Linked DNA regions of Homo sapiens: region 2 is linked to region 1. Evidence: chromatin contacts called from ENCODE Hi-C or POLR2A ChIA-PET data. All regions are on one chromosome and are shown on one strand. Each heading gives the region's core, a stretch centred on a gene start or an enhancer-like site at or near the end of the contact. The rest is flanking DNA. Distances are from core to core; before and after follow the strand shown.

Region 1 (4,637 bases), core at 765-3,264:
CAAACATTTTAGTTGAACATGAAACATTTTAAAACTAATACTTAAGCAATGGATGATGAAGTAAAGAGGATCCTATAGAAGAGGCTCCAATTTGTGAACATCTTCTAAGCCAAGGGATTCAGTGACCCATCCACTTCTGGCTGGATATTGATCCAGATGACCTGGATTATCCTTAAATTCTAGTCTTTCTTGATTTTTTATTTTGTTCTTCTTCCATCATTCACTTGACATTTGTATACTGAGGATCACCTTCTGGTATTATAAAAACTTAAGTTATTTCACCTCTTTGCTCAATTTCTTTAACTATGTCAGTGCTCCCCAAGCTTCAGCCAAAGACCATCAAGGACACACATGTGATGGAACAAAGTGGGATTTATTAACTTGTTGCAACAAGGGGCACTGAACACCATGGGGGAATTGTGGGCTGTCTCAATAAGAAGGTGTTAGGAATAACTTCTAGTATTTGAGGCTGTGCTAGATAACTTAAGGTTAGCACTCAACTGGGTGCTATTCAGAAGTGGGAGTAATTCTGTGAGTATTTTGTGAATCCTATCTAGAGGGAAGGAAGAACAGAGGGAGGATAAAGCTATGATTAATAAGGAGGCAGTGTTCATTCATATTAGCCAGGAAATGGGAGGTTGGGGTAGTTTTGTGGTCTACACAAAACCCGCTATGGTTTTGTCTGCGCTTAGACATTACAGGGTAGTCTCTTTTTTTCTGTTTCATTCATCACTGGTTCAGAGTGACCTTGTCTAATTTAGTGTCCTATGAGATTATTTATGTTCCATAGGAAAAAAATATGGCCCTGCTGTTAGGCCAGTTCCTAGCAACACCGAGGACAGGCCAGTTAGTTAGCGCCTAGCCAGGTCTCTATGTTAAGGCCTGCCGTTCTCTTTTTTACCTGTGATCTGTGTCTCTGTTAATTGGAATGGGAGCCTTAAATGGGCCAGGCAAGGAGTTTATCTTAACTCTACCCCTTACTGACTGTGTGATCTCGTGCACATTTTTAACTGTCTTCAAGACAGTTTGCTCTTTCATGAAATGGAATAATGCTTACCCCCCATAGAGCTGTTGTGAAAATTAAATGAAAAAACAAAACATAAAAAGCCTGGCACATAGTAATTTCTCAATAAGTCACTGCAATTTTTATTATTTGCCTGAATATTTGGCATGACACTCAATGTGTAAGTGCCCAGTTGAAATAGTTTCCTTATCTTTTCTTTGAAGGTGAGAAGGCTAAGTTCCTTTTATATACAAAAATGTGTTCTGTCGAACACTATCACTGCAAGGCCATTTACTAAAAATGTTTATGGGATGGAATCTTTTTCAGCACTTGCTGTCACCTCAGCGGGCCCCAGAGAGGCTTATTCAGCTGGCAGAGGGCAATCTGAATACACTCGTGACCGAAATGAACGAGCTGCTGACCAGGGTAAGGTGGCAAAATTATGAATCTTCTGAAAGCAGATAGATTATGTCAATGAAGGAAAATTACTTCAAAGTTCTGAAATGCAAATCACCTTCTTCCTAATTCCCAATTTGGTATATAAAATAGATGTATTCTGACTTGCTAATTCTGCTTCAAATCAAATCATAGAAATCAGTAGCACGCAGAAAAATTGGGGATACCTGGAAATTGTCAATGGCTAAAAAGTCCAGAATGACAGTGTATTTTGAGAACTTTATTCAGTAGCCTCCGTGGTAAAGTTTGTATCTGTTCTGATTTCCAAAAGCACTATCTTTGATTGTGTAAAGAGAAAGAAAAACAAATGAAAATGCTTGTGGTCTCTTTCATCTCATCGTGGGATTTTTGCATTAGTATAGAAATACAGTGTAAATCAGTCTTTCCACACAAAAGAGGAAATCTTCTCTATTGTGAGACTCCAAAGTGCTTAAGACACTTTTTAAAGTCAGAATGTAAAGTCCATGTTGCATTTATCAGGCTTTTTAAAGAATTGGAAATTTTAAATTTTCAAAACTGCGATGGTATTAAAAACTTTTTGCAGTTAGAGAATGAAGAAAACAACATAAAGCCCGCCATCTTGTGGCCAGAAATATGCATGAAGCTAGAAACGGGGCTGCAAAGTACGGATTTAATTTGATTATCTAAGAGCTTTAAATGATAAAGAGTATTGGAGCTAGAAGGTTCCTGGGGATTATCGAGTCCACTTTGTATTTTAAAGAAGAGCTGCCTCGGGCCATGACAGTGAAACGAATTAACAATGGCCATACAATTTGCTAAACTCAGGGACTTAAGCTGGACCCAGTCTCAAGATTCCCACTGGCCCAGTACTTTTTCTACATAGCCTGCTGTCGGTTTAGGAAAATATCCACAGGAAAATCAAATAGGCTTCTGAGCACATAATGCTAAACAACGGCCCTGATGTTACAATAGCATACTAAACACTTTTTCAGAATCTCATAGCAACAATATAGAATGTACAGATACAACACGGAGTTTCTTGCCAAATGTATGTAGACATTAGATTAAATTGAGTGCATTTATCTCATATTAATTTAATATGAAATAATTCATATTTGTTATAAATAAGAATTTTCTAACAGGTCATGGTAGAATAAATCAATTTAACAAGCACACATAAATGTTCATAACATACAAAGCCTAAGTTACGTGTTGGCAGATGAAAAATATGAATGAGGCTCAATCTGTCTTCAAAGAACTTTGAGATGTGTGTGTGTGTGTGTGTGTGTGTGTGTGTGTACATCAGCATTTAAGTGTATGGAGGACCATATTAGACAACTGCATGCAGGTATATAATAAAACATGAAATAAAATAAAGTCGGAAGAAATTCTGGAGAAATATTTAATAATAGAATAATTTCATCTGCTTAGGGGTAATTAGAAAAAATTTCATGTAATAAATGGCATTTCATTCATTCATTCACTTAACTAATACTTTTTGGGAGTCTCTCATGTTCTAGGAATTATGACACTGGGGATAGAAGTGTGAGCAAAACTGCGCAGTCCTTGCCCTCATTGGCTTAGTATAGTCTAATGATCTGACGTTAGAGACACAAAAAGTATTTCTTTTTTTTTTTTTTTTTGAGACAGAGTCTTGCTCTGTCGCCGAGGCTGGAGTGCAGTGGTGCGATCTTGGCTCACTGCAACCTCCGCCTCCCGGGTTCAAGTGATTTTCCTGCCTCAGCCTCCCAAGTAGCTGGGATTACAGGTGTGTGCCACCACACCTGGCTAATTTTTTTTGTATTTTTAGTAGAGACGGGTTTCACCATGTTCGTCAGGCTGGTCTTGAACTCCTGACCTTGTGATTCGCCTGCCTTGGCCTCCCAAAATGCTGGGATTACAGGCATGAGCCACCGCACCTGGCCACAAGAAGTATTTCATTAAGAGTGTCAGATCTTTATTATGTCTCAACCTATACTCTTTACCCTTTCCAGCAGATTGTCTCATGCTATGTTTTTTAAACAGACTTTATTTTTTAGAACAGCTTAAAGTTCAAAGAAAAATTGAGTGTAAAGTTCAGAGTGTTCTCATATCTACTCCCTGCCCCCACAACCTTCCCCACCAGAATGGTACATTTATTATAGTCGATAAACCTAAGTTGACACCTCCTCATCACCCAAAGTCCATAGTTTACATTAGGGTTCCCTCTTGGTATTGTACATTCTATGGGTTTGGAAAAATGCATTATGACATGTGTCCACCGTTGTTGTAAAATATAGAAAAGTTTTACTGCCCGAAAACTCCTCTATGCTTCACCTATTCATACCTCCCTCTTCCTTGACCCCTGGCAACCACTCATATTTTTACTACATCCATAGTTTTGCCTTTTTTGGAATATATAGCTGGAATCATACAGTGTGGTACTTTTTCATATTAGCTTCTTTCCCTTGGTAATATACACTTAAGGTTTCTCCATATTTTTTCATGACTTTATAGCTCATTTCTTTGTAGTGTTGAATAATATTTCATTGTTTAGACATATCACTGTTTACTTATTCATTCCCCTACTGAAGGACATCTTGGTTGCTTCCAAATTTTGGCAGCATGAATCAAGTTGCTGTAAACATCTTTGTGCAGACTTTTGTGTGGACTTAAGTTTTCAACCTATTTGGGTGAATATAAAGGAGCATGATTGCTGGATGGTATGGTAAGAGTATATTTAGTTTTGAAAGAAATTACCAAAATGTATTCCAAATGGTCTTTTCTATTTTGCATTCCCACCGGCAATAAATGAGAGTTTCTGTTGCTCCACATCCTCAATAGCATTTGGTGTTTTTAGTGTTTGGATTTTGTCATTCTAATAAGTGTGTATGGTATCTCATTCTTGTTTTAGTTTGCAATTCCTTAATGACATATGATGTCGAGCATCTTTTCATATGCTTATTTGCCATCTGTATATCTTCTTTGGTAAGGTGTCTATTTAGGTCTTTTTCCATTTTTTCATTGGGTTGTTTTCTTGTCGAATTCAGAGTTTTTTGTATATTTTGGGTAATAGTCCTTTATCAGATATGTCTTTTGCCATTATTTGCTTCCCCTCTGTGGCTTGTCTTGTTCTCTTGAGAAGTGTCTTTCACAGAGCAGAAGTTTTTAATTGTAACGAAGCCCAGCTTATCAATTAGGTTTCTCCTTGTTGAGCCTTTGGTGTTGTATCTAAAGA
Region 2 (4,637 bases), core at 1,353-3,852, 90 kb before region 1:
AACTGATTTAGGATTATAAAAAACAATTGGTATGGTTTTCTTTCAATCAGTGTAGTCCCACAGAGGTGGGAAACCCAGTGCTTCTGGTTGGAGTCAGTTTCTCAGTAGATGATGAGATAGTTACAGAATGCCAATTTTCAAAGAAGACATATATATGCTACAGAGATGCAGTTCTCACTTTTATGTCTGAAAACAGTAACAGCAAATCACCGGATGTGGATGAGAGGAAATCCTTTTTTTTTATTTTATTTTAACCTGTGCATCTTCAGTGCAATCACAATCCCGTCAAGAAAATCACCCATAGTGAACTGTCTTTGGGTCATGCGTAGCAAAGTACAGGATGCTTTATAAAAGGAGATTCTTTACTCGCAGTGCACACGCTGGGTATGTCTTGTCTGCTGTTCATCACAGCTACCAGAACTCCTTAATGTGGAATCTTTGATCCAGATAATATTTATAAATTCAAAGCATCCCAGACCAGCCTTTATCTCCTTGACCCAGCAGATTCATTTAGACTTTCCACTGAGTTGAAATGTTTAAAATGATAGACTTACCTGGTCCTAATACCTTGCTAGTATCCCAAAAATAGGAAGAACTATTAAATCTTTACAGAACTACCCTGAGTTAAGCCAGAGAAATACTATTCAGAAATAGTGTTCATGATCTGATCTGCACCAAAGTTAAGAAAGTATTTCAAAGTAATTCAAGTGTCAGGAGCAGGATCAAATCAGGACTTGGAATGTTTAATTTGTTGTTATGTCTTTAATTCATTTAGCCATCAAGCAAGTCTCTATTGAATTGCCCTGTCATATATAATAGAAAACAAATCTACTTAGGGAAAACATAATAAGAGAAAGATTAATTGAGGGCATTTCCCTTTAAAACGGTAGCGCAACAGACCTTACAGAATTCAAAATGGTTGATGGCCCTTCAGAGAGCCAGTCGAGAACGCATTACCGTGTGTCAATCTTGGGGTAGGGGTTCATGTATGAGAGGTGCCTCTCACAAGGCAAAGAAGCATGGCTGGAGTGAAACATGTTGCTGAAAGCTAAAGCTAGCACCTGAGTTCTCTGTTGGTTCTTCATCTGGTGTTCAGCTCTATTGCTTCAGACCCAAATTAGAAATATGTGCAAAGAGAGAAGTGAATTTTGAAACATGCCAGAGGGTATGAGATGGCAAGGTTGCTTTTGTTTGGTTAGGTTTATGATAAGTTTAGGTAGAATATGCACACTTGATCTCTTCTGAAAGCTTTCCTGAGGATTCCATCAGTGTGAGGGCATACCTGCAAGGAAGCACATGCCGCAGCCTGCACACAGGCACGCCCCACTATGGCAGTAGCTGAAGAAGGAAGCACTGCCACCACCACTACCACATACTGAGATTTCCAAAATCACTAACAAATTTCTCCAGGCTGCTTCAAATTCAGAGGGATTTGGCTACAGAAGAAAGTATGTGAGGCTGCATATGTGCCAGGCCTGGAGGAATTTCTAAAAAGCAGCTATACATTTCCACTTGTTACTGATGATCACTACTCAGAGCAGTCGAAAGTCAGTTAATAACATGTCACAGGGATACTGCTCTCCACTGGGCTATATTCACGTCTGCAGAAATAGCAATGTCATTTCATCCTCCATTGGCCAGACCCTAATCTCTGTCTCTGGGGTGAGAATGACCAGCCTGTACTCTTTTGTCAGAGCAGTAGTGGAGAGAGAGAAATGAGAAAATGCTAATGACTTTGTGTATGTCCTTCTTCCTTGTCCCTGTTTTCCGCAACAACATCAACATAGCTTTAGCCCAACGTGCCATTTAGACCGGAGTCTTGGATTGATCTGTGATGGATGCCCTGTCGGGTACACAGGACCACGCTGTGAGAGGTAAGAGTATACTACACTGTCTTGCAAAATGATTTCTACCTTGGGAGTTATAAAACCGCAGATACAATCATCCTTTGCATCATCCTTTGGAGAAAAAAGGCCACACTCAATGAGGTGAAATAAAGTTTCTCAACGCACTTGTCAAACAAATGCATTATATTTTTGTAATTTATTTATTTTTCAGAAATTGCTTCATAAATCTTCATTCACTCAGAGAATATCTGATTAATGTTTTAATCTTAAAGGTTAAGTATTAACCTACAATCTTTGTAGAAAGCATTGCTCAAGTGGAAAGTCATGCACTTTAAGATTTATCTTACTGTCTGTGTAGGCACCATTTATTTTTCATAATTAGCTTTTTGTCCTTAAAATGTAGCTTAAATGCATAGTTCATAGTTCAGCAAGTGGTTCATAATTTACTTTAAATATACTTGAAAATAGAAACAAAATGTAATTTATTATCATGATTTATATCCTCTTCTAATTGCTCCTAAACCAGTATTTTAATTCCTGTTGATTTTACTGGGTTGCTTTGCAGCAGAAACAAGAGTATTATTTTATGTAATTTGTGTGATTATATTTCCTTCTGAAATGTTTTTGAAGAAATAATTCTTCTATATATTCAGCCTCAGCATAAAAGTGATACAAACTTCCCCCTTGACATCATTGCCAAAAACAAAAACCTCCCTCTGGTTTCAGCACTGGAAATAGTCCCTGCTGCCACCCTTCCTGGGAGGGAGGGGTGCAAAGGAAGTGACCTACTTTCACTCATCATCACTGAGGCTAACCCTGAAGAGGGCTGTTTCTGCCCGTCTTTTCCTGTCATCTTGGCAGCTATCACCCCTGTTTCAACCAGGATGCATAAAATTAATGAAGCAGGAGCCTATCACCCAGAGAGAATTTAGCTAGCAACTAGCAGTCTGTGGACAAAGTGCCAATGACAGTTCCTAGCAGCAACAAGTACTATTTGTGAGTATGGAAGCATCTGTAAATTAGGAATGAAAGAAAAAAAAATGAAACAAGCAGCATTTATTTGCAATCAAGAAACTAGATATCTTTAATTGTGTGTGTGTGTCTGTGTGTGTGTTTAAAGAAAGGCATGTGCATATTACTTACTATAATAGGAGAACATATCATTGCCAAGACAGATTTACATCAAGTGCCTAAACCCCCCAGTTCACTACAGGCAACCTTTTTTTAGCAACTGGAAAATGACAGCTGCTCTGTCATACAAGGCTATTAAATCCACTTATCTAGGTGAGCATAATCTCTGATGTACTTATATTGCTTTGCTTTATGTACTATACTCCCTATACATGTTAGACAATAGTTTCTGAACCATCTATAATTTAAAACCCTACATTTTATTTAACAAACATCTGTTTAGCAACTACCATGTGCTGGGTACAAGGCTAGACATTGGATATAAATAGATGCATTTTCCCATCCTTGCCCTCAGCACCTCACATCTTTCTTTAATGCAAGTGAGGATGGTTGCTTGTATTCTTGGGAGAATTCCATTTGAATAGTAAAAATCACCAAGGAGAGAAATACCTGACAGAAAGTATGATTTCCTGTCTAAAATCTGTATTAATCTGATTCAGAAGATGGCAACATGCATATGCAGTGTAATGAATGGCATATTTTATCTCCAGCTCAAGTTTTTCCACAGTTGATACCATATTTTTCTAGCCAGAATTTAGATTAGGGTTTTCCAGGAATATTTAAGATTTATAATTTCATTGTATTTATGTAAGCCAAAAGAACACCTTAGATAGATCTAAAATATGAGGGAAACATTTTTTGTTTGAGATGTGCCTGTTGAAGTAGAAGAGAGGGAAGATAAGGGTCAGGGTAAGGAGGAGATACTGGTTGCATTAAAAATCTTGTAATCAAAACCATTCTGTAAGTGATTTGTGTGATCAGCTTATGCACATCATCTAAATAAGACCAGAATTTAAAAACTAAATCAACATTTCCCAAATTGTAGATGTTCCTGGAATAAAGAATTCTGTGATCACATGAGTTTGGGAAGCATCCATTTGCATGTTAAAAGTTCTGGCATGTCCTACAGTGTGTAATTAAGAAATCTGTTCAATTTGTTTAGCTCAGCATTTCCTAAACTTATGTGGCCATAAACCCTCTGCTTTAACTATATAGCAAGAATATATCTCAGACTACAGCTCAGGTGGGACAAGAGTTATAACTTTATAGTCTTTATCACAATTTAATTTCTATTTTGAGACCCCTTTCTCTATATGTGGGAACTGTGAGGTCTTAGAAACATAATCTGAGCCCATTTCAAGTTGTTTTCTTCTCCTCTCTCCCAGCTAGAATCAAAGTTCTATTAAGCTTACCTAGTACCAAAGGCCTTATATGCAAGGGTAGAGGGGAGGGTATAATGTCTGTGTGTATATGTTGAGCAAGGGGACATGTGATAGGGCCAGCCAGTACTGAGTATTTCACCCAAGCATGTTTCTGCTGACCTATCCCTTTTTCTCCGTCCTCCTAATTACCTTTCCTTTCAGGTCTAGAAAGTCTCTCAACTACTTTCATTCCATTCTTAGAGGCACAGGAATCATTCAGCTTCTTTCATTCCATGCTAAGACCCACCAACATCTCTACCATCATCATTTTTCCATCTGCCTTTCCAAATCCATCCCATTTTCTATTTGAAAAAGGATGAGCTACATTTGTGGAACTGGTGGCTTTCAGAGCTCGGGGTCTGGCAGATTCCTATGTCTCTGCCTTTTGCCCTGTCAA

Evidence for each region. A loop is a pair of places that touch in the nucleus more often than their neighbours do. ChIA-PET counts read pairs that join two places held with the same protein, here RNA polymerase II (POLR2A). Pooled maps may share reads with other maps.
Region 2: a map of dorsolateral prefrontal cortex shows a loop between it and region 1 (2.1-fold over the local background). The contact joins two enhancer-like sites. A Hi-C loop is called at or near these places in 2 of 168 maps with a recorded cell type or tissue (dorsolateral prefrontal cortex and naive thymus-derived CD4-positive, alpha-beta T cell) and 5 of 50 pooled maps. POLR2A ChIA-PET finds 5 or more read pairs at or near these places in 1 of 52 experiments (WTC11).

The regions. Positions count from the first base shown.
Region 1 is chr6:129,368,562-129,373,198 of GRCh38, forward strand. It overlaps LAMA2 (laminin subunit alpha 2), which reads left to right. Exons shown (of 65, transcript NM_000426.4): 34 at 1,331-1,429. Among named protein-coding and RNA genes, the nearest start is that of ARHGAP18, 340 kb to the right of the region's middle. RefSeq lists an enhancer at 1,930-2,439. Within about 2 kb of position 2,015, at least 4 of the 41 ENCODE cell types and tissues checked have a DNase peak (open chromatin) inside an H3K27ac peak, as active enhancers do; they include dorsolateral prefrontal cortex, where a contact is called at or near this core.
Region 2 is chr6:129,278,274-129,282,910 of GRCh38, forward strand. LAMA2 (laminin subunit alpha 2) reads left to right here. Exons shown (of 65, transcript NM_000426.4): 18 at 1,788-1,874. Among named protein-coding and RNA genes, the nearest start is that of LAMA2, 400 kb to the left of the region's middle. Within about 2 kb of position 2,603, at least 3 of the 41 ENCODE cell types and tissues checked have a DNase peak (open chromatin) inside an H3K27ac peak, as active enhancers do; they include dorsolateral prefrontal cortex, where a contact is called at or near this core.